2 separate regions of the Homo sapiens genome follow, and region 1 is linked to region 2. A link is an interaction called in ENCODE POLR2A ChIA-PET data of the cell type or tissue named here. Cell type or tissue: GM12878. All regions are shown on one strand. Links, peaks and the distances in the headings refer to the core of each region. The heading gives the core; the rest is flanking DNA. Region 1 has its middle 7.2 kb from the start of PECAM1. Region 2 has its middle 67 kb from the start of LRRC37A3.

Region 1 (12,677 bases), core at 3,917-11,916, 590 kb after region 2:
ACAATGCAATTATTTAGGCTGTGCAGGATCGGGGTGTCAGGTACTTTTCAGGTCTGAGGTGAGGCCGTGGGCAGGGCAGCTTCTACCCACCTCATCTCAACTCTCCCTTTTCTTGCTCAGTGTCACATGTAGGACCAGTTACATAATTTGTGGGTCTAGTGCAAATGAAAATTCAAAATTATCAGGAATTTCAAGGTGGCGACAGCAAGGCATCAAACCAAGCATGGCAGCTTCTGAGCACAGGGCCCCTGTGACGGCACGGGTCACACATCTATGAAGCTGGCTCTGGTCTCATGACTCATGTGTGTCAGGTCAGGGACTGGGTCTGAGCCTTCTGCCCAGAAAGGTGCTGTAAAAGGTCAGTCACAGAAGCCTTGTAGCAAGCCAGGCAGACACAGGCAGGCAGATGTGGTGCTGGGAACTTGGTTGATGTTTCACCTCCTGGCCCTCAGCTCCCCATCTGTAATATGGGTCATGATACCCCTGTGGTAGGCTGCTGATGACCCCCAAGGATATCAGGCCCTGACCCCTGGAACCTGTGAATGTTGCCCTATATGGTGTCTTAGTTTGTTTGGACTGGGTGCCTTAGAAACAACAAAAATGGGCCGGGCGCGGTGGCTCACGCCTGTAATCCCAGCACTTTGGGAGGCTGAGGCAGGTGGATCACCTGAGGTTGGGAGTTCAAGATCAGCTTGACCAACACAGAGAAACCCCATCTCTACTAAAAACACAAAATTAGCCAGGCATGGTGGCTCATGCCTGTAATCCCAGTTACTCAGCTGGCTGAGGCAGGAGAATCGCTTGAACCCGGGAGGCGGAGGTTTCAATGAGCTGAAATTGTGCCATTGCACTCCAGCCTGGGCAACAAGAATGAGACTCCATCTCAAAAAAAAAAAAAAAAAAGAAACAACAAAAATGTATTTCTCACAGTTCTGGAGTTTGGGAAGTCCAGCATCAAAGCTCCAGCAGCTCCAGTGTCTGGTGAGGCCTACTTCCTCATTTATAGATGGCTGTCTCTCTGCTGTGTCCTCACATGATGGAAAGGACTAGGGAATTCTTTTCTTGCCTTTTTTTTTTTTTTTTCTGTTTTGAGAAGGAGTCTTGCCCTGTCACCCGGGCTGGAGTGCAGTGGCGCGGTCTCGGCTGACCACAACCTTTGCCTCCTGGGTTCAAGTGATTCTCGTGCCTCAGCCTCCCAAGTAACTGAGGCTACAGGCGCGCCACCATGCCAGCTAATTTTTGTATTTTTAGTAGAGATAGGATTTTGCTACGTTGTCCAGGCTGGTCTCAAACTCGTGGCCTCACGTCGATCTGCCCACCTTGGCCACCCAAAGTGCTGGGATTACAGGCGTGAGCCACCGCACCGGGCCTAGGGATTTTCTTATGGTCCCTTTCATAAGGGCACCAGTCCCATTCATGAGGCCTCCACCCTCATGACATAACCACCTCCAAAGGCTCCACCTGCAAGTACTATCACACTGGGGAGTTGGTTCCAACATGTGAATTGTCGCGGGGATGCAAACATTCAGTTTGTAACATGTGGGAGAATGGGATTTGCAGATGTGATTAAGTTAACAGTTTTGAGTTGGGGAGATTATCTGGATGGGCTCCAAATGCAATCACAAGTGACTTTACCAGAGAGGCAGAGGGAGGCGGGGCACATTGGTTTATGCCTATAATCCCAGCACTTTGAGAGGCCCAGGCAGGAGAATCCCTTGAGCTCAAAAGTTCAAGGCCAACCTGGGAAACATAGCGAGACCTCATCTTTACAAATAATTAAAAAATTATCTAGGCATGGTGGTGTGTGCCTGTGGTCCCAGCTACTCAGGAGGCTGAGGTGAGAGAATCACTGGTGGTCAAGGCTGCAGTGAGTCGTGATTGAACCACTGCACTCCAGCCTTGGAAACAGGGTGAGACCCCATCTCAAATAAATAAATAAATAATAAATAAGGGAGATTAGACACACAGAAGAGAGGTGATGTGAAGATTGAGCAGAGATTTGAAGATGCTGGCCTTGAAGACTGGAGTGATGCACCCACAGACCAAGGAATGCCAGCAGCCACCAATCTGCTCCTGTAAGAGGCCAGGAACAGATTCTCCTCCCGCAGAGCCTCTGCAGGGAGTGTAGCCCTGCTGGCAGCTTGATTTTGGTCCATTCATACTTATTCTAGATCCAGAATGGGGAAAGAATAAGTTTCTGTTGTTTTAAGCCAGGAAGTGTGTGGGTATTTGTCACTGTAGCCACAGGAAATGAAAACATACCCTCTAAAATTTTTAAAATAACAGATTCATTGAGATATAGTTCACATGCCATACCATTTACCTATTTAAAGCGTGCAATTCAATGGTGTTTCATATATTCAGAGTTGTGCAACCATCACCCCAATCAATTTTAGAACATTTTCATTATCCCAAAAAGAAACCTGTATTCTTTAGCTATCTTGCCTAATCCCCCAGCCCTAGCCAACCAAACTACTTTCCATCTCCATGGATTTGCGTATTCCGGACATTGCATAGAAATGGAATTATATAATATGTGGCCTTTCATGTGTAGCTTCTTCCACTTAGCATGTTTTTAAAGTTCATCTATAGTGTAGCATGTATCAGTATTTCGTTCCTTTTGTTGTTGTTGTTTAGAGACAGAGTCTCATGCTATGACCTGGGCCAGAGTGCAGCGGTGCAATCCTAGCTCACTGTAGCCTCAAAGTCCTGAGCTCAAACAAGCCTCCCATCTCAGCCTCCAGAGTAGCTGGGACTACCGGGGCACACCACCACACCAGGCTAATTTTTAAAAATTTTTTGAGAGAAGTTGGTGGGAGGTGAAAAAAAAAATTTTTTTTTTTTGGTAGAGCCAGGGTCTGGCTATGTTGCCCAGGCTAGTCTCAAACTCCTGGCTTTAAGCGATTCTCCAGCCTCGGGCTCCCAAAGTGCTGGGATTACCGGTGTGAGCCACCATGCCCTGCCCAGTACTTTATTCTTTTTATTGCCAAATAATATTCCATTATATGGCTATAACACATTTTGTTTGCTCATTCATCAGTTGATGAACATTTGTGTTGTTTCTATATTTTGGCTATTGTGAATACTGCTTCTATAAACATTTGTGATTTTTTTTTTTTTTGAGACGGAGTCTTGCTCTGTTGCCCCAGGCTGGAGTGCAGTGGCGCGATCTCGGCTTACTGCAAGCTCTGCCTCCCGGGTTCACACCATTCTTCTGCCTCAGCCTCCCGAGTAGCTGGGACTACAGGTGCCCACCACCACGCCTGGCTAATTTTTTTGTATTTTTAGTAGAGACAGGATTTCACCGTGTTAGCCAGGATGACCTCGATCTCCTCACCTCATGATCCACCCGCCTCGGCCTCCCAAAGTGCTAGGATTACAGGCGTGAGCCACCGTGCCCAGCCCTATAAACATTTGTGTGCATGTTTTTGTGTGGACGTGTTTTCAGCTCTCTTGACTATATCCCCAAGGGTTGAATTGCTGCTGGATCACATGGTAACTCTATTTTTAATTTTGGGGAACCACCAACTGTTTTCAAAGTGGCTGTATCATTTTACAATGCCATAGTAGCATATGGGCATTCCTGTTTCTCTACATCCTCATCAATATTTGTTGTCTGTCTTTTTGGTTATAGTTATCCTAGTGGGTATGAAGTGGTATCTCATTGTAGTTTCGATTTGCAATTCCCTAATGACTAATGATGTTGAGCATCTTTTCATGTGCTTGGGGTCATTTTTTTTTTTTATCTTCTTAGGAGAAATAATCTGCTCAAATCCTTTTTTTTTTTTTTTTTTTTTAAGATGGAGTCTCATTCACTCTATTGCCCAGGCTGGAGTGCAGTGACATGATCTCAGCTCACTGCAACCTCTGCCTCCTGGGAACAAGCGATTCTCCTGCCTCAGCCTCCTGAGCTCCTGAGTATCTGGGATTATAGGCATGTGCCACCGCCCGGCTAATTTTTTGCATTTTTAGCTGAGATGGGGTTTCACCATATTGGCCAGGCTGGTCTTGGAACTCCTGACCTTGAGTGATCCTCCTGCCTCAGGCTCCCCAAGTGCTGGGATTACAGGCGTGAGCCACCACGCCCTGCCCCTTTGCCAATTCTTTAAAATGGTTGTGTTTTTGTTGTTGAGTTGTAACAGTTCTTTATATATTCAAGATCCTAGACCCTTATCAGATATATTATTTCCAAATATTTTCTCCCATTCTGTGAATTACCTTTCACTTTCCTAATGCTATCCTTTGCAATAAAAACATTTTTAATTTTAATACAGTCTAGTTTATCTGTTTTTGTTATTTTGTTGCTTGTGCTTTTGTGGTTTTGAGAACAGAATGCACAAACACCTGTTTTGGCTTCAGTGCCTGGGACATGGTGGTGCTCTTCCCAGGCCAGCGGCCAGGCCACTCAGGGTGGAAGACAGTAGGTCCCTTAACCCCTTGGGCTGTTGTGTGCCTGATCTGTTGTCAGGCCCTTCTTCATTAGGTTTAGAAGATACAGTCATCAGAAGAATAAAACCACTGTCTAGGTAAAAGAAATTTTTAAATATATAATATGAATATCTTCTTATTTATACCAGTACAGTTTCAAAATGTAATTTTTTTTTTTTTGTGGAGGAAGAGGTCTACAAAGGCAAAAATGCCTATGGTTATGAGTCATAATACAACCATGTCAGCCAGGTGCGGTGGCTCATGCCTATAATCCCAGCACTTTGGGAGGCCGAGGCGTGCAAATCGCTTGAGCTCAGGAGTTCAAGACCAGCCTGGGCAATGTGACGAGACCCCATCTCTACAAAAATTACCAAAATTAGCCGGATGTGGTGGTGCATGCCTACAGTCCCAGCTACTCGAGAGGCTGAGGTGGGAGGATGGCTTGAACCTGAGAGGCGGAGGTTGCAGTGAGCTGTGATCACACCGCTGCACTCCAGCATGTGCAACAGAACAAGAACCTGTCTCAAAAAAAACCCCAAAAAATCCCAAAAACAAAACAACCATGTCCCTTGTAACTGGAGGGGGCCTCCTGCAGGGGATGGAATAGCACAGACTCCTCCACAATGTCCCTGCCTGCCTCCCTTTTGCCCAGCTGCCCAACTTTGTGAGGGGCCAGACTGGGGTGGTGAGGGCAGCATATGGTGGGTGTGGAAGAAAAGGCACTGAGCGCTGCCCCTTGGGTTCACTAAGTCAGCTGAGCTCCAGAGCAGCGATTCAGATGTGGCAGGCCCAGCCAAACCAGATCAACAACTGTTGTTATTATTGTTCAATCATAACTATTGTTTTTTTTAAACTTTTTAATTAATTATTATTACTTTTTGAGACAAGGTCTTGCCCTGTTGCCCAGGTTAGAGTACAGTGGTGTGATCGTGGCTCACTGCAGCCTCAAACTCCTGGGCTTAAGCGTTGCTCCCACCTCAGCTTCACGAGTAGTTGGGACCACAGGCATGCACCACCGTATGCAGCTATTTTTTATATTTTTTTGTTGTTACTATGTTCTTACTGTGCTCTGCTGGTTAAATGTGCTTTCAAAGGCTAGCTCTTGTTTGATCTTCCTAACAAGCCTATTCAATGGGTAGATGGGCACATTATTCCCATTATATAGGTGAGGAACATGAGCCTCAGAGCATTTAAGCTATTAAGCTGCAGAGAACAGACAGGGAACCCAGGCTTCTGATTTACGCATTAGTGCACGTTCACTCCCAGGCTGGGGTGTGTCCCAAACCCAGTGGATGGGGGCTGTTGAGTCTGGCTCATCAACTCTCCAAGACTAATGAGATCTGAGGCTACAGGTGGGGGAAATGGAACGGCCGGTGAATCTCATTTCCAATCACCATTGTCATGAAATAGGTGGTTGGCCTGCTGTGCCCTCCGACATGTCTGTTGCCCACCTGCCTCCGCCTTCCTCCCCCCACTCCACCTCCAGTTGCTCAGAAAAACCACTTCCTGAAGTTTATTCCAGCAGACAGCTTTTTCTGTGCAGTTAACGAGTCGCTATGTTTCGGATCTGCGTTACTTCCCCGGTATTTGAAGGCAGGAGCACTGCAGGTAGGAATAACTGTGTGTCTGTCCTCCTTCAATTCTGCTTGGCTGAGAAGAAGCGAACAACACCATGGGAGAAACAGGGTCCTGGGTGAGTTTGTTAAGCCTGGTGGGAACTCCTGGGGTCCCTTGGTTATGTAGGAGTCAGTCTCTTGATCAGTTACCAAGAAGCCAAAGCCGTGTGGGAACCTTTGCCTCAACCCAATCAAGGAATCCACCAAGGTCAAGGGGAAGAAGTGAGGAGAAAGGAGAGGCCCACAAACGAATAAAAACCCATTCAATTTACTATATTGAAAAAGGCCAGGCCAGGCATAGTGGCTCATGCCTATAATCCCAGCACTTTGGGAGGCTGAGGCTGGAGGATCTTCTGAGACAAGAAGCTGGATTCCAGCCTGGGCAAGACCCTGTCTCTACAAAAAGTAAAAAATTAGCTGTGCGTGGTGGTGCACACCTGTAGTCCCAGCTACTTGGGAGGCTGAGGTGGGAGGATTGCTTGAGCTCAGGAGTTTGAGGCTGCCGTGAGCCATGATTGTGCCACTGCACTCCAGCCTAGGAGACAGAGTGAGACCCTGTCTCAAAAAAAAGATGTTGGCTGGGTGCGGTGGTTCATGCCTGTAATCTCAGCAGTTTGGGAGGTTGAGGTGGGCGGATTGCTTATGGTCAGGAGTTTGAGACCAGCCTGGCCAACATGGTGACATCCCATCTCTACTAAAAATACAAAAATTAGCTGGGCATGGTGGTGCACACCTGTGATCCCAGCTACTCGGGAGGCTGAGGCAGGAGAGTTGCTTGAACCCAGGAGGCAGAGGTTGCAGCAAGCCAAGATTGCGGCACTGCACTCCAGCCTGGGCCACAGAGCAAGACCCTGTCTCAAAAAAAAAAAAAAAAAAAAAAAAGGCCAGGCGCGGTGGCTCACGCCTGTAATCCCAGCACTTTGGGAGGCCGAGGCGGGCGGATCACGAGGTCAGGAGATCGAGACCATCCTGGCTAACACGGTGAAACCCTGTCTCTACTAAAAATACAAAAAATTAGCCAGGCGTGGTGGCAGGTGCCTGTAATCCCAGCTACTCCAGAGGCTGAGGCAGAGAATTGCTTGAACCTGGGAGGTGGAGGTTGCAGTGAGCCGAGATTGTGCCACTGTGCTCCAGCCTGGGCAACAGAGAGAGACTCTGTCTCAAAAAAAAAAAAAAAAGAAAAAGAAAAAAGACACACCAAAGATAATGATAATAATAATAAAAGGTACATACTGTATGAATCTTTACAAAATTCCAGAACATGGAAACTAATCAGAAAGCAGATCAATCTTTGCAGTGGGGAGGGTGCAGAGGGCAAGGGAGACGAGGGGCATAGGAACCTTTTGGGGGTGGTGGATGTGTCTGCTTCCTTGATTGTGGAGGTTGTTTCATCAGTATACACATGTCAACACTTTTCTGAGTGTATACTTTAAACACAGCTTATTTTATGTCAATTATATAATACTTCATAAAGCTGAACAGAAATTCAATTTCTTAATTAAAATTTTAAAGGTAATACTGCCGGGCACGGTGGCTCCCGCCTGTAATCCCAGCAGTTTGGGAGACCAAGGTGGGTGGGTGGATCACCCGAGGTCAGGAGTTCAAGACCAGTCTGGCCAACACGGTGAAACCCCATCTCTACTAAAAATACGAAAATTAGCTGGGCATGGTGGCACATGCCTGTAGTCCCAGCTACTCAGGAGGCTGAGGCAGGAGAATCACTTGAACCCTGGAGGTGGAGGTTGCAGTGAGCTGAGATAGTGCCACTGCACAACAGCCTGGGCAACAGCGCAAGACTCCATCTCAAAAAAAAAAGAAAAAAGTGAAAGGGTAATACAGTCACATGATTTAAATAACAAAAGTACAGAAAGCTTTACAAAGAAAAGTCCCCAACTGCTCAGTTTCTGCCACCCACCCCTCTGCCACAGATAATAAGAATCCTTTGCATCCTTACTGACTTTCTACAAGTTAATGTTTACCCTCCCCTACTGATTGTAAAGTATTCTAGTCTACTGTAAATAGCAAGTCAAACAAACGTTAATAACCTTAGAGTGTGAGGTAAACCCTGGACAGGCATGCAGTACTCATTTTTGCCTATTTCCAATTTCAGATACTTTTTCTTACATTATGGAAACTATCTGTTCATATTCTTTGCCCATTTTTCTATTGGATTGTTGGTCTTTTCTTTTTCTTCTTCTCTTTTATTTTCTTTCTTTTAATCAGGCAGCCTCCCAAGCCAGAGTAGCTTAGACAGACTCCCGAACTTTTTCTTCTTAATTTATGAGTGTTCTTCACACACTAGGGAAGTTAGCTCTTTGTCCGTGATGTGAGTTGCAAACATTTTTTCCAGTTAGTAGTTTTTCTCTTGACTAATTTTTTTTTTTTTTTTTTTGGCAAAACAGAACTTTTTTTTCATAAAGTACAATTTATCAATCAATTTTATGGCTTCTGGATTTTAAGTTTTAGTTAAACCAGCCTCTGCCATTCAAGGTTGTAAGGACTTCTTTTCTTCTTTTGTATTTTCTTCTAGAACTTTTTTTTTTTTTTTTTTTTGCGAGACAGAGTCTTGCTCTGTTGCCCAGGCTGAAGTGCAGTGGCATGATCTTGGCTCATTGCAACCTCTGCCTCCCAGGTTCAAGTGATTCTCCTGCCTCAGCTTCCCAAGTAGCTGGGACTACAGGCATGTGCCACCACGCCTAGCTAATTTTTGTATTTTTTAGTAGAGACAGGGTTTCACTATATGTGGGCCAGGCTGGCCTTGAACCCCTGACCTCAGATGATCTGCCCACCTCGGCCTCCCAAAGTGCTGGGATTACAAGCATGAGCCACTGTGCCTGGCCCCTTCTAGGACTCTTATGGGTTTATTTGTACATTCATATCACTGGTCCATTTGGAATGTATTCTGGTACACAGTGTGAATTATGGGATACAATTTTTCAATTTTCTAAAAAAAACATTTATTTTTGAAATAAAGCTTTATTTTATCATGGTATCCTGAAAATATTAGAATCATTTATGAAGCAATTGCCACATTTTAGAAATTTACTTTGGAACTTGAGGGCACGGGGTCTGGGGTCTTGGCATTTATCACTATCATTTGAATTGTTGCTCTGCAAAAGGTGCTTACTCTGCAGTGTCTAAAAATTACCATTGAAGCCAAAATTTATTTTATTAATCATGGTGTTTCCTTTTCTGTTCCCACATCAAAATTTGGTAGATGGGTGAGGGTAATTTCCAGTAGGTTGCCAAAGAAGATAGCTTATAGTGGGGAATGGCGAGCACAAAACAACAGCAAATAACGCAATGGAAAACATTCCTTTAGAAATAAATGGGTAAAGTGTGTATTGCTGTTCAAGGCTCTTATCAAAACTTCCACTGAACCATAGGTCAGAGAGAGGAATTGTTTTCTAGCTGGAAGCCATTACTTCTTGGTTCTTGCCCTGAGGTAGAGGAATCTGGTTTTGACTGTGGCCAGTTTGTATCTGTCTTAGCTTTACCATGGGGAAGTCCTAGAGGGTGGCATTTCAGAAACAATATGGCACCCTCAAGGCAGTGATCATCTGATTCAGACAATACAGTAGTTTGTCTTCATCCATCTAGACAATCATCCATTGCACTAATGCTTTTTCATCATCTACTAGGTTCCAGACACTCTCCCTGTCATCAAGGAGATTGCAGTCCATTTGGGGGAGGACAGGCCATTATGACACATCCTATAATAAAAGTGTCTGGCTGGGCGCGGTGGCTCACGCCTGTAATCCCAGCACTTTGGGAGGCTGAGGTGGGTGGATCACAAGGTCAGGAGGTCGAGACCATCCTGGCTAACACGGTGAAACCCGTCTCTACTAAAAATACAAAAAATTAGCCGGGTGTGGTGGGGGGCGCCTGTAGTCCCAGCTACTTGGGAGGCTGAGGCAGGAGAATGGCGTGAACCCGGGAGGCAGAGCTTGCAGTGAGCCAGGATTGCGCCACTGCACTGCAGCCTGGGCGACAGAGCGAGACTCCATCTCAAAAAAAAATAAAAGGGTCCGACAGCTGGGCCCGGTGGCTCACACCTGTAATCCCAGCACTTTGGGAGGCCAAGGTGGGCGATCACCTGAGGTCAGGAGTTCAAGACCAGCCTGGCTAACATGGTGAAACCCCGTCTCTACTAAAAATACAAAAATTATCCGGGCATGGTGACGCATGCCTGTAATTCTAGCTACTTGGGAGGCTGAGGTAGGAGAATTGCCTGAACCCGTGAGGTGGAGGTTGCAGTGAGCCAAGATCACGCCACCGCACTCTAGCCTGGGCGACAGAGCAAGACTCTGTCTCAAAAAAAAAAAAAGTATCCGACAGAGGGAAAACCAGGGAGGTAAGGGGGTTGCAGAGGAAGGGCAGCTCAGTCTGGGGAAGACGAGGAAAAATTCTGGAGAAATGGATTCCTGAACTGAGTTAGGAAGGATGGGTAGGAATTTGCTTGGAAAGAAGTGGGGAAGGCATTCCAAGTAGGGGAGCAGCCCCGACAAAGGCACAGACAGATGAAGAGTGCTAGGAACTAGAAATTCTAGCAGCCATAATGTAGGTGCAAGGAAGGAAGTGGTGAGAGACTAGGCTTGAAAGGTAAGCAAAGGCTGTATTATGGCAGGCTGTAAATTGACTTTTTCTGGTCTCAAACAGAGGAGTGAAAGGAAATGATGTATATCTTTTTTTTTTTTGAGACAGTGTTTCACTCTTGTCCCCCAGGTTGGAGTGCAATGGCGTGATCTCAGCTCACTGCAACCTCCACCTCCCAGGTTCAAGCGATTCTCCTACCTCAGTCTCCTGAGTACCTGGGATTACAGGCATGCGCCACCACACCCGATTAATTTTTGTATTTTTAGTAAGGACGGAGTTTCTCCATGTTGGTCAGGCTGGTCTCGAACTCCTGACCTCAGGTGATCCGCCCGCCTCGGCCTCCCAAAGTGCTAGGATTACAGGCATGAGCCACCACGCCCAGCAGAAATGATGTATATCTTAGGAAGCTCCTGCATAGTGGCCCAGTAGAGTACGCATTTGTTTAGGGGTGCATGCTGGGGAGGGGCCTCTCATAGGGCTGCGTATGTCACCCACACCAAAAGCTGAGGAGAGCTTCCTAGTTCTGTTACCAGATGGTGCCGCGCAGCTCCAGGCTGTTGGTGCCATGAACAAAGAATTGGACATGACACACGTACAAATAGCGAAGCAGCAAATGATTAAGCACAGCGACACTCTCGGAGAGGGGTGAGTGGGCTGACCTGTGAGTGGTTATCAGTGCCGGTTTGTTACATTTCACGGCCTTTTACATGTTTTTCCTCACTTGCTTAATGTCACTTGCCTTTCTCTTATAGTGCCTTCACCCTACTTTATTTCTTGTAAGATAGTTGTTCAACCTTGTTTACCCCCACTTTACCTCTTCTGACCAAATTGCCCATCTTTACTTTTATTTTTTGCGACCAAATAGCTACTGGAAGTCCTTCCAACTTACTTCTCTTACCATGTCCCAACTTACTGCTTACTCCCTTATCTATTATATTACTTTTTGTGGCAATATTTGATTGATGTTTTAAATTACAGACTATAAAGAAACACCATAAAATATTAAGACAGTCTGAGAGATTTTGATGTGTTATTAATATCCACATGGTTTGCTTCTTTTCCAAAGCATCCCATAACGTTTGACTCTATGACTGTAACAAGTTAGATTTTTAGAAACTGATGCAAAGGATCAGATTCTAGTAGTTTCTTTCTCTTTTTTTTTTTTTTGAGATGGAGTTTCACTTCTGTCGCCTAGGCTAGAGTGCAGTGGTGCCATCTCGGCTCACTGCAACCTCCGCCTTCTGAGTTCTTCTGCCTCAGCCTCCTAAGTAGCTGGGATTACAGGTGCCGGCCTTCATGCCCGGCTAAGGCTAATTTTTGTATTTTTAGTAGAGACGGGTTTCTCCCTGTTGGCCAGGTTGGTCTTCAACTCCTGACCTCAAGTCATCCTCCCGCCTTGGCCTCCCAAAGTGCTGGGATTACAGGCATGAGCCATCGCGCTCTGCCAGATTCTAGTATTTTCTACCATCAAAATATCTATTACCCAATGAAAAGTCTAAAGGCCAATCTTTTTTTTTTTTTTGAGACAAAGTCTTGCTCTGTCACCCCAGGCTGGAGTGCAGTGGTTCGATCTCGGCTCACTGCAACCTCCGCCTCCCGGGTTCAAGCGATTCTACTGCCTCAGCCTCTTGGGTAGCTGGGATTATAGGCGTGTGCCACCGTGCCTGGCTAATTTTTGTATTTTTATTGGAGACAGGGTTTCACCATGTTGGCCAGGCTGGTCTGAAACTCCTGACCTCAGGCAATCCTCCTACCTCAGCCTCTCAAAGTGCTGGGATTACCGGCATGAGCCACGACTCCCGGCCCCAAAGGTCAATCTTAAAGCTACAAGGTATCTTTTAAAAGGAGTAGGAATAACGTATTTTGAGGCTTAAAGGAGTAGGAATAGTGTATTTTTAGATTTGAAGCCATCTTCTAAAGGGTACGATATTTGGTTAACATGTCACTCCTTATCGCCATGGAAGAAGTTAATTCTATTCTTTTTTTTTTTTTTTTTGAGATGGAGTCTCACTCTGTTGCCCAGGCTGGAGTACAATG
Region 2 (12,677 bases), core at 3,137-11,136:
GGTCTCAAATTCCTGGGCTCACGTGATCCACCTGCCTCAGCCTCCCAAAGTGCTGGGATAACAGGCATGAGCCATCGTGCCCGAGGGCTTGTGTTTGACCAGACATCACTCTCCATGAGTCATCCAGCACTGTGCCTTGCATGGGGACATATTTGCTATTTGTGTGGTTTGTGTCTTTTTGGCATACAGAATTACCTTTCTTTCCTTCTTGAAACTGTGGATAGGTTATATGAGCAATCATGAGGTCACCACCACCTCCACCAATTTGGAAATAGGGAACTAGTATTTCCCTTGGAGAGTGGGTGGCCAGGTTTTACAAATAAAAATACAGGGTGCTTAGTTAACTAGAATTTCAAATGAACAACCAATCACTTTTAATGTAAATATATCCCATGAAATTTATGGGACATGCTTATACTAAAAAATTACTCATTGTTCATCTGAAATTCCGATGTGACTGAGAATCCTGTATTGTTTTGGCAATTACAAAACGGTAAAACTGTAAAACCAATGCATATGGATTAGAAGAAATATAAAGTTCTAATGTAAAGAAATGTAAAGTTACCTTAAGAGATCAGAATGAGTTCTTTAGCAAGATTTGGTTACAACTGAAGTTTGTAAAAAAAAAAAAAAAAAAGGTATATTTATAAAAACACTTCTAACCTCTTGTAAGGTACCTTAAGAACATGTCAATCAGAAAGGGGGTTAGGGCCGGGCGTGATGTCTCACGCCTATAATCCCAGTGCTTTGAGAGGCCAAGGTTGGAGGATCACTTGAGCCCAGGAGTATGAGAGCAGCCTGGGCAACATAATGAGACCCCATCTCTACAAAAAAATAAAAATTATCTGGGTGTGGTGGCCTACGTCTGTAGTCCCAGCTACTCAGGAGGCTAAAGCAGGAGGATTGCTTGAGTTTGGGACTTTGAGGCTACAATAAGCTGTGATCATGCCACTGCACTTGAGCCTGGGTGACAGAGCAAGACCCTATCTCAAAAAAAAAAAAAAAGGTGAGGAGATTGATCAACAATACAAAATGAAGGGTCAAAGAGAAAAACTTTGGGCTCGGTGTGGTGGTTCATGCCTATAATCCCAGCACTTTGGGAGGCTGAGGTGGGTGGATCGCTTGAAGCCAGGAGTTTGAGACCAGCCTGGCCAACATGGAGAAACCCCATCTCTACTAAAAACACAAAAATTAGCTGGGTGTGGTGGCACATGCCTGTAATCCCAGCTACTCGGGAGGCTGAGGCACAAGAAATTTATTGAACCCAGGGAGCGGAGGTTGCAGTGAGCTGAGATCGCACCATTGCACTCCAGCCAGAGCAAGACTCTGTCTCAAAAAAAAGAGAGACAAACTTTGGTCATTCTCCTGAATGCCATCTGGAAGCATCAACTTCCAGGCTGAGATGGCTTGGATCTTATTGTGGAGATGCACTTGCCAAGTGTCTTAGTCAGCTTGGGCTGCTACCACAGAGTATCATAGGCTGGGTGGATTACACAACAAGCATTCATCACTCACAGCAGAGGCTAGGAAGTCCAAAGTCAAGTGCAAGTATAGTTGGGTTCTGGGGAGGGCTCTCTTCCTGGTCCTGAGATGACCAACTTCATGTTGTGTCCTCACACGGCTGGGAGAGAGAAAGAGGATGCACCAAACTTTGAGGGGTAGGGACCATTAGGGTCATCAACTAATTACCCATGTTTACCAAGAAAGCTTGTTATAAATTGGCTTCCCGGCCGGGCGTGGTGGCTCATGCCTGTAATCCCAGCACTTCGGGAGGCCAACGTGGGTGGATCACCTGAGGTCAGGAGTTCGAGACCACCCTGGCCAACATGGAGAAACCCCGTCTCTACTAAAAATACAGAAATTAACTGGGTGTGGTGATGGGCACTTATAATGCTAGCTACTTGGGAGGCTAAGGCAGGAGAAGCACTTGAACCCAGGAGGCAGAGGTTGCAGTGAGCTGAGACTGCACCACTGCACTCCAGCCTGGGTGGCAAGAGTGAAACTCTGTCTCAAAAAAAAACCAAAAAGGAATTGTCTTCCCGTGCCTCCCGGGAGTGAAGGTACTATCTATGAACCTATGTCCCCAGCCCTCTGAAGGTGACGATTCAATACAAAGCCATTGGGGTTTTTCTACATCATTGTCTCTATGAGCTTGGATGATATGAGGCTGATCCATTCTTTGATTCTTTTTTTTTTTTTTTGAGACAGGATCTTGCTCTGTTGCCCAGGCTGGAGTGCAGTGGCATGATCTTGGCTTACCGCAGCCTCGTTCTCCTGGGCCAGGTGATCCTCCCACTTCAGCCTCCTAAGTAGCTGGGACCACAGGTGCATGCCACCACACCTGCTTAAGCTGATCCATTCTTGCTGTGCTGGGTCACCCCCAGGTGACACTCAATGTCAGTTAGTTGTGTTTTATTCCAACAACTACACTTTGTTTTTCTGGATCGCTGCTACAGCAAATGGCAGATTCCATTTCTTCAGGATATAAATGCACAATAAGAACAAGTAGCGACCAGGCTCAGTGGCTCACACTTGTAATCCCAGCACTTTGGGAGGCCAAGGTAGGCAGATCACCTGAGGTCAGGAGTTTGAGACCAGCCTGACCACATGGAAAAACCCTGTCTCTACTAAAAATACAAAATTAACTGGGCATGGTGGTGCACTTTGGGAGGCTGAGGGGGGTGGATCACTGGAGTCCAGGAACTCAAGACCAGACTGGGCAACATAGCAAGACTCCATCTCTAAAAAAAAAAATTAAGATTAACCAGGGTGTGGTGGCATATGCCTGTAGTCCCAGCTACGTGGAGGCTGGGGTGAAAGGATTGCCTGAACCCAGGAGGTCAAGGCGGCAGTGAGCTGTGAGAGCACAGCCTGGGCAACAGAATGTCACCTTGTCTCTAAAAAAACACAAAAACCAAAACAAAACAACTCACTGCATTATTTTAAAAAAAACATATGTATCTTATGGGCCGGGTGCGGTGGCTCATGCCTGTAATCCCAGCACTTTGGGAGGCCGAGGTGGGAGGACTGCTTGAGCTCAGGAATTCAAGGCCAGCCTGGATAATATAGTGAGACATCTATACTACAATTCAAAACAAGAATAAAAAAATTAGCTCGGCATGGTGGCACACACCTATAGTCTTAGCTGCTCAGAGGGCTGAGGTGGAAAGAATGCTTGAGCCCAGGAGGTCAAGGATAAAGTGAGCCCTGATTGTGCCACTGCACTTCACAGAGTGAAGAGTGGGTGACAGAGTGAGACCCTGTCTCAAAAAAAAAAAAATAGCTAGGTAGATAGATGTATCTGCAAATGATTCTTAGGAGCAGCCCAGGCCTAGAGAGTTAAACCACCCATAGTGACTCACATCAACAGGCTCTTTTGTCAGAGGGCATTTCCATAATTAGAACTTGTGACCAACAAGTCCAGCCACGAGGATATATCACAAGTACTTGTCTCCAGCGCTGGTTTCTTAGCAAAAAAAGAACCTGTTAAATGTCAGGGCTTTGTGTTTTTGCCTTTGGGCTTTTGCCATGCCTGGTTATTGGGCACCTTCTGGTAATAAACAGTTAGTTGAAAGGAGCTGTTCCCATGTCTTATTTAATTCTCTCATTAAGCCTGTGGGCCAGAGGTTCTTATTGTTCATACCCCTGGATAAACACACTGAGTCCCAGGGAGGTAAAGTGCCTTGGCCGAGTGCCACCCAGGAGCTGGTGGTGCCTCAGCTGAACCCAAGTCCACGGACCGTGGAGTTCGCGCCCTCTCACTGTGGCACACGGGCCTGAGCCTCAGGAACACTGCAAAGTAGGTTGGCTTCCCCCTTACGGAGCCCCTACCCGGGACAGCCTCAATCCCTCAGGGCCCCTCTGTGCCCAGGTGCCTGCTTGGCTGACTGGGCAGCCTGGAGAGAACAGTGACCCAGAAATGCAAGAGGAGAGTTTCCAGGAGGACAGAACACTGGTGCTATCAGGTGCCAGGAGCAGCGTGTGCCACGCATGGCCCTGCTCTGCTGTGGCTTTGTGTTTTTGGTACATGCTGTGCCCTCAGCCTGGGCTGCCCTGGACTGGCCGTCCCTACCCCTCCAAGACTTAGCCCAAAATCATACTTTTTTTTTTTTTTTTTGAGATAGGGTCTCACTCGGTCCACCAGGCTGGAATGCAGTGGCACAATCTCGGCTCACTACAACCTCCACCTCCCAGGTTCAAGAAATTATCCTGCCTCAGACTCCCGAGTAGCTGGGATTATAGGTGCCCGCCACCATGCCTGGCTGATTTTTGTATTTTTAGTAGAGACACGGTTTTGCTATGTTGGCCAGGGTGGTCTCGAACTCCTGACCTCAGATGATCCATCCGCCTCGGCCTCCTAAAGTGCTGGGATTACAGGCGTGAGCCACTGCGCCTGGTTTCCAAAATATTACTCTTTTCCCCAGAATGGAAATACAATTATTATTCAAAATATAAGAGTAATCTTGGCCAGGCACAGTGGCTCACGCCTGTAATCCCAACACTTTGGGAGGCTGAGGCAGGTGGATCACGAGGTCAGGAGTTTGAGACCAGCTTGGCCAATGTAGTGAAACCTCGTCCCTACTAAAAATACAAAAAATTAGCTGGGCGTGGTGGTGGGCGCCTGTAACCTCAGCTACTTGGGAAGCTGAGGCGAGAGAATCGCTTGAAGCCGGGAGGTGGAGGTTGCAGTGAGCCAAGATCGTGCCACTCTACTCCAGCCTGGGCGACAGTGTGAGACTCTGTCTCAAAAAAAAAAAAGAAAAAAAGAGTAATCTTAAAAAATAAAAATATATGTTTTAAAACTTTTTATATATACATGTAAAATGTATATGCATATTATATATATGTTCAAATGTGTGAATGTATTTTTGTATTTATAAACACTTAAACTAAAATATGTAAATTTATGTATAAAACTATAAAATATGAACATGATATTATACTATGTATATATTTTGTAACCCTCATTTTCACTCACTACAAAATAAATGTATTTTATATGGTAAGTATAGATTTACCTAATTTTTTCAAGGTAAATAGTTTAAAAAATATAAAACTAGTAAATGCTCATTGCAAAAACAAATTGCTAAAAAATATCAAGAAGAAAGTAAACAGCACAAAAAGCCCTCCTTCTAAAGACAACCATTATTAACATTTTGGCAAACATCCTTTTTTTTTTTTTTTTGAGATGGAGTCTCGCTCTGTCACCCAGGCTGGAGTGCAGTGGTGAGATCTCGGCTCACTGCAACCTCCGCCTCCCTGGCTCAAGCGATTTTCCTGCCTCAGCCTCTGGAGTAGCTGGGATTACAGGCATGCACCACCACATCCAGCTAATTTTTTTTATTTTTATTTTAGTAGAGACGGAGTTTCACCATGTTGGCCAGGCTGGTCTCAAACTCCTGACCTCAAGTGATCCGCCCACCTCAGCCCCAAAAAGGTTGGGATTACAGGCGTGAGCCACCGTGCCCGGCCCAAACATCTTTTTTTACACACATATACACCCATATTTTTATATCAATAGTCTCAAATTATATATACACTGTTTTGGGACTTTTAAAAAAATTTCAGCAAGACCTTGTGGACATCCTTCCATGATAATACGCAGAGCATGAGATTATTCTTTTAAATGATTACATAATATTTTATTGTGAGAGCATAACTTTATTGAATTTATTTATAAACACTAGTGGCGAGCATCCATTTTTCAGCTTTTCACAATTAAAAACAACACTGTGATGAGCCATCCTTATATATGGATTCTTTCTGGAATAAGAAATAAATGGACTGAAAAATTAGAATGTACAATTCTAGAGGTCCCACGTTGTCAAATTATGTTCAGAAATGTGCACCGCGAAAAAGTCTAAAAGTTCAGCCAAGATTCACATGGGTCATTTCTGGGCAAAAGGACCAGGCATGATTTTGTTGTTCTTCCTATTCTTCTGTCCTCCTCAGCTTTTCTATTCTAAGTGTGTCCTTCGTTATGCTGATGCAAGTTGGCAATTTTACATTGCACAAGAATATATGGTTTTAATCCACGCAAGTGTCGCCTCTGACGATGCTCTCTTTCCAGTTCCTCCTGCACCACACTTGCTCTCATCATCTGCTACAGGGGAGGGACCTGCTAGCCCTGTGCCTAAGTTAGCACCAGCAGGAACCCACAGGTGTTCAGTGGGGAGTCGCTGACTGCCTTGGAGAAGCGTATTTGAGACAAGCTGTTAATGGCTCACGGTCCTAGGGTAACCCCCTCGGCTGGCACCTGCATTTAGGACAGCAGTGAGCCAAGCAGTTTCCAGCTTGTGGGAAAGAAGCTTTGAGGGGTCCCTAAGGGCAAGAAGGCCTTTCCTGGCTCAGTCCAATCAGATACCTGCTGTGGCTGTGCTTCTTCTGGCCACAGGTCCCTGTCTTTGTTGGTTCCCTGCACTGACCTGGCCAAAAGGAAGCTGCTTGCTTCTGGGCAGCAGCTGTCCCCTCCCCCAGAAAGTCTAAAAGGACACAGAGGACGTCTTCAGTATTTCCGTAGAGGTCACAAGCTAAGTGGGTCGCTGTCGCTGTTTTACGTTTGGTTGGTGCTGAGACACTTCCTCTTTCATTTATGTCTTATTCAGGCCACCTCCTCCATCCCCCTTGAAGACTGAAAAAGGGGAACTTGAAAGAAAAACCGAAAATTTCAGACCGAGCTATGGTGCAGGAGACCATGCTGTCATCCTGAAGCAGAGGCTGGGGACGTCACCAAGAGGATCACAGCATCCTCGAGGGTTCACTGAGGCCACTGCCCAGGCTTTCTTTTCTTTCTTTTTTTTAATAGAGATCAGAGTCTTGCTAGGTTGCCCAGGCTGATCTCAAACTCCTGAGCTCAAACAATCCTCCCACCTCAGCCTTCTAAAGTGCTGGGTTTACAGGCTTGAGTCACTATACCGGGCTGACCAGGGACTTTCTTCCTCCCCTCATTCGAACTTTCTTAGCTCCCACTCAAGTCTTCCTAAATGCTATGTGGTATTCTTAGGACTCCTAATTCCTAATTTTTCAGGAAGTGAAATGATATTCTTAAAGTAAAAACCAAAATCTGCTTTTGCTCAATTCTTTGAATTTACTGTATTTATATGCCATATATAGAGAGAGAGAGAAAGAGAGACAGAAAGAGTGCATGTAGATATACACACACAAATGTATACACACACACACACACACACACACACACATCAGATTGTGGTAGCTTTTGGAAACTCTCTAAGGCACAGAAAATAAGTTGCCTGACAAGACATCAAAGAATTGCAAAAGAGGCCACAGCCCCAAAGGCCTTACTGACTGCTTTGTGATTTGTAGCATGACTGCTGATAAGCATCTATTTGCTTCAGTAAATAGAAGTTGAATCATAACATTTGTTCCAGGAAACAGTAACTGAAGTCGCAAATCATAAATAATAAAGCATGAAAAATCTTCTTTTAACCTAATGGACTAAAAGATTTCTTGCTTTTTTCATTTCTGCTAATGGCCTCTCTCCCTTGGCACTGCCAGAGCTGGCCCATTAAAGGTGAATTGAGCCTCAGTTTGCAGGCAGGACGTGGTCCAAAAGATCATTTGTAAGTTGGTTGTTTGGATCAAAGAATGTGTTTTCTCCTAGAAACCGTTTTTCTCAGGGTGACTGGGTTCTCAGGTTCGCTCGCACAGTGCTGTTCAACTTCTACTGAAGCTGAGCTCTGGGTCTTTGAGGGCAGGTTCTCTGCAGTGCAGGAGGGAGAAATCAGGTCACCTGCTGCTCCTTTGCATAGAGACCTGGCTCTGAGCACAATTTAAGCATAAGTAGTTTTCTTTTCTACTTTCTCAACTCCCTTTTGGCGTCCAGGTCCAGGGCCGTAGTCCCTGGATTGCAGCACCCTTTCCTAAAGTGCTTTACCCACCTCTGGGCTGCTTGCCTGCTAAGGGGGGTCTGGGACCCCAAATTACCCACTATTCCTGCTTCCTGACCAATCAGACTTCCATTTCCTCAGAGCAGTTGATATCAGCTAAGGGCCAGGGGAAAAGCAAAAGGAGAAGATATGAATTCACACTAGTAGGTGAATCATGGAGAACCTCTTAACCCTCTTAATATCTTCTCATGTTAAAATGAATTAGTTGTGAGACTTGAGAGTCCTTGTGGCAGTATGGGTTAGGGATGAACACGGTGACTAAGGATTCGGAATTCACACACACATTAGTAGGACTCTTAGGCTCTTCACTGCACCTGCTTCCAGAACACTGGCAGTCAGTTAGGAAATGATCCTACTCTGGAAAAAAAATGCAATGGTCGCAGAGAAGAAACTTTCAAGTTCAGACACTGGGGAGAATCCCCTCAGTGAATAAGCTGATTATCTGCCAGATTGCCTCTGAGAATAAGCCACATTCATGCACACAGAACCCCCCACCAGTTTTTTGTGCCTCATAATGAAATCTTAACAGATAGCCAAAGATTACCAGATGTTTATGGAAAGTTCTAACATGAAACAAAAAGACCAAAACAGAGGAAACAACAGAACAAATCTTCAAAAGTAGTATAGTTACTATCTATAGAGAAATAAGAAAAGGCATTTTATCCATGAAATAGGATGTATTTTAGACTTTCAGGATGCCGTAACAAAATATGATACACTGGGTGGTTTATAAACAAAGAAATTTATTTCTCATGGTTCTAGGGACTGGAATCCAAGATCAAGGTGCTGATTTGGTGTCTGGGGAGGGCCTGCTTTCTGGTTCAGAGATAGTGTCTTCTTGCAGTGGCCTCACGTGGAGGAAGGGGTGAGCTGACTCCCTTGGGTCTCTTTTATAAAGGCACTAATACTATTCATAAGGGTTCCATTCTCATGGCCTGATCACCTCCCAAAGGTTCCCATCTACAAATACTATCACGTTGGGGGTTAGGTCTCAACATAGAAATTTGGGGGGACACAGACATTCAAACCATCGCAGGGTGCAAAATAAAATAATCATAACAAGAAAGGGATTTTGGCTATTGAAAAGCAGAATAGTTTAAAGTAAGTATTCAAAAGAAAAGATAGAAGATAATTTATAAAGTCTGGGCACAGTGGCTCACACCTATAATCCCAGCACTTTGGGAGGCCGAGATGGGTGGATCACGAGGTCAGGAGTTCAAGATCAGCCTGGCCAAGATGATGAAACCCCATCTCTACTAAAAATACAAAAAAAAAAAAAATTAGCTGGGTGTGGTGGTGGGTGTCTGTAATCCCAGCTACTAGGGAGGCTGAGGCAGAGAACTGGTTGAAACCAAGAGGTGGAGGTTGCAGTGAGTTGAGATCGCACCACTGCACTCCAGCCTGGGCAACAGAGCGAAACTCTGTCTCAAAAAAAAAAGAAAAGAAAAGAAAAAGAAAAAAAATAATTGATAAAAACTTCAGAATGTAGTACAAAAAGATGGAAAAAATGTGAGAGATAAGAAAATTTGAGGATCTATTCTGAAAGTCCAACATCCAGCAAGAATGGAGGGAAGGAAATTATCAAAAAAATAATACCAGAAAATTTCTCAGAATGAAAGGATAAGAGTCTCAGTATCAAAGGGCCTGCTAAGTGAGCCACAAAATGAATGAGAAGAAAGGTTCAGGCTAAGGCACATCTTTATAACCCTTCAGAACGCTAAGGATAAAAAGGAGACCCTATAATCTTCCTAAAAATAACAGATAACATACAAAGAACTAGGAATCAAAATGGCATTGAACATCTCAGTAGCAACATTGGAAGTCAGAAGAAACTGGAGCAAACTGTTTATAATTCTGAGGGGAAATGATTTGCAATCTAGAATTCCACACCAACTCAATAAATTCTCAATCAAGTATGAGGGCAGGATAAAAACATTTTCAGATGTCAAAGTTCTCAAAATATTTATCTCTATGTACCTTTATTCCAGAAGGTTCTGGGGATGTGCTACTGAAACCAAAGGAGTAGGCCAGGAAAGAGGAAGACAGAATTTAGTAATTTAAGAAACAGGGGATCCAACAGAGCAAAGTGTAGTTGCAGTCCTAGGAACAGCTATGCAGTAGGCCCATGGATGACCAGTATAGATAGGAATGTGGAGATGAGGGTACCCAGAAAAAAAATGTAACTAGTGTAAACGGGCCATGTAGAGAAGCATTAAAAAACAAAGTAAAGAATCAGAGAATCATAAAAAATAAGGCACATGCATGTTATATAGTTTTTTAAAAGAAAATAAATAATAGAAATCAAGTGATGATTAACTCTAGGCAAAAATAAAGAGGTTCTACAAGAAAGAAAGCATGGTCATAGTACACTACTTGGCTCTGTAGTACACAATGTTTGCATAATCATCATAATGTAAACACTGACCACCAGATTCAACCAAAATGTGTGATATAATCACCAGAGGAATGAGAGGTAGAAAGTATGATGTATGAGAGTTAAGTCCTCATCTCTCATGGCAATAAATTAACAGATGCTACCTAAAATCAAAAGATCAAGAAATCTCACTATACACACATTGTTGAGAAACATGGAGATAAATACCAGAAAAAACAGCCAAGGAGTTGAGAACAGTAGCCTCTAGGAAGTTGGCCTATGGGGTGGGGACTATTACTTTTCATTACAATGCTTTTAGTACTTCTTAGCTTTTAAAAATGTATATTTGGAATATTTTCATATATATAGTAATTTTATTATTTATTTATTTTTTGAGACCAAGTGTTGCTCTATTATCCAAGCTGAAATGCAGTGGTGTGATCTCAGGTCACTGCAACCTCTGCCTCCCAGGTTCAAGCGATTCTCCTGCCTCAGCCTCCCAAGTAGCTGGGACTACAGGTGTGTGCCACCACACTTGGCACACTTGGCTAATCTTCTGTGTGGTTTTTTTTTTTTTTTTTTTTTAGCAGAGACGGGGTTTTGCCACATTGGCCAGGCTGGTCTCGAACTCCTGACCTAAGTGATCCGCTTGCCTTGGCTTCCCAAAGTGCTGAGATTACAGGCGTGAGCCACTGCACCCGGTCCATAAAGTAATTTTAAAATAAAGTCAACAAATTAGGAAGACAAAGGATGGCTTGGTTGTTAATCTAAATGAATCTCTAGTTAGTGGTATGTTGGTGTAAGTAAAATTCAGAGACCATAGAAAAATAGATTGAGGAGCAGCTGAAAGCCTAGGCAGAAAGACAGAGGCAGAGAACCACCTAGAAAACATGGAGAAGCTGTTATGCCCAAGGGTCATTTGTATATTTAGGAATGCCTAAATATTAATACACTACTGACTTGTTAAATTGCTTTCTGACTGTAAAAGTAATAATACTTATTGTAGAAAGTTTGGAAAAGGCAAATTAACAAGTAAAGCAGGAGAGAGAGAAATCAAAACCACCAAATATCTCATTATTCATAGATTATTACTTATCAGCACTTTCTTTTTTTTTTTTTTTTGGACACAGAGTGAGTACAGTGGCACGATCTTGGCTCACTGCAACCTCCGCCACCCTGGTTCAAGTGATTCTCATGGCTCAGCCTCCCGAGTAGCTGGGATTTCAGGCGTGTGCTACCATGCCCAGCTAATTTTTGTATTTTTTAGTAGAGATGGGGTTTCGCCTTGTTGGCCAGGCAGGTCTGGAACCCCTGACCTCAGATGATCTGCCTGCCTCAGCTTCCCAAAGTTCTGGAGTTACAGTCATGAGCCACCATGCCCGGCCAAGCACATCTTTTTAAAACAAAAATAAGATTACAACATATAGGCCAGGCAAGATGGCTCATGCCTGTAATCCCAGCACTTTGGAAGGTGGAGGCATGCAGATGGCTTGAGCCCAGAAGTTCAAAACCAAAACAAGCCTAGGCAACATGGTGAAACCCCTTCTCTACAAAAAACACAAAACATTAGCCAAGTGTAATGGTGCATACCTATAATCCCAGCTACTTGGGAGGCTGAGGTGGGAGAATCACCTGATCCTGAGACGTCCAGGCTGCAGTGAGCTGTAATCACACTACTGTACTCCAGCCTGGGTGACAGAGTAAGGCCCCGTCCCAAAAAAAAAAAAAAAAAAATTACAACGTGTAAACATTTCTGTGTCACACTTTATTTCCCCTTAGCATTTCTCTAGGTCACTACTGTCTTTGAGAAATGATTTTTTTTTTTCTTGAGATAGTCTCGCTCTGTCGCTCAGGCCGGAGTGCAGTGGTGTGACCATGGCTCACTGCAACCTCTTTCTGCCAGGTTCAAGCGATTCTCCTGCTTCAGCCGCCTGAGTAGCTGGAACTACAAGCATGTGCCACCACACCTGGCTAATTGTTGTATTTTTAGTAGAGACCGGGTTTCGCCATGTTAGCCAGGCTGGTCTTGAACTCCTGACCTCAGGTGATCAGCCTGTTTTGGCCTCCCAAAGTGCTGGGATTACAGGCATGAGCCACTGTGCCCAGCTGAGAAATGATTTTAAATAGATGCTTAGTATTCTAACATATGAATGTACATGTAATTTATGGTCTATGATTAATAATTTATGCTTTTCCAGTCTCCAATAGCTGGATATTTTGATTGTTTCTAATTTTCATAATTATAAATAATATTTTGTTGACTATCCTTAACCATAAGTCTGTGAGATCTCTTATTGGGTCAATAGGTATGAACATTTTAAAAGCTATTAATACTCCATGTCAGGTTGTTCACCAGAAAGATTCGACCTGTTTATACACTCCGCCAGGACAGTCTA

The links. Peaks named below come from ENCODE experiments on the same cell type or tissue, not always from the same donor. Only the 100,000 strongest peaks of a DNase experiment are listed, where the experiment ranks them.
Region 1: POLR2A ChIA-PET joins it to region 2 with 6 read pairs; 1 of 35 experiments calls an interaction of 5 or more read pairs at or near these places.

Annotation. Positions count from the first base shown.
Region 1 is chr17:64,391,673-64,404,349 of GRCh38, reverse strand. No RefSeq gene overlaps it. Among named protein-coding and RNA genes, the nearest start is that of PECAM1, 7.2 kb to the right of the region's middle. In GM12878, for the core only: no CTCF peak of the experiment used is centred there; a DNase peak (open chromatin) is centred at 7,979.
Region 2 is chr17:64,979,976-64,992,652 of GRCh38, reverse strand. No RefSeq gene overlaps it. Among named protein-coding and RNA genes, the nearest start is that of LRRC37A3, 67 kb to the right of the region's middle. RefSeq lists enhancers at 6,221-6,270, 6,551-6,850, 7,468-7,747. In GM12878, for the core only: no CTCF peak of the experiment used is centred there; DNase peaks (open chromatin) are centred at 6,185 and 6,622; H3K4me3 peaks cover 1,100 bases; H3K27ac peaks cover 3,192 bases.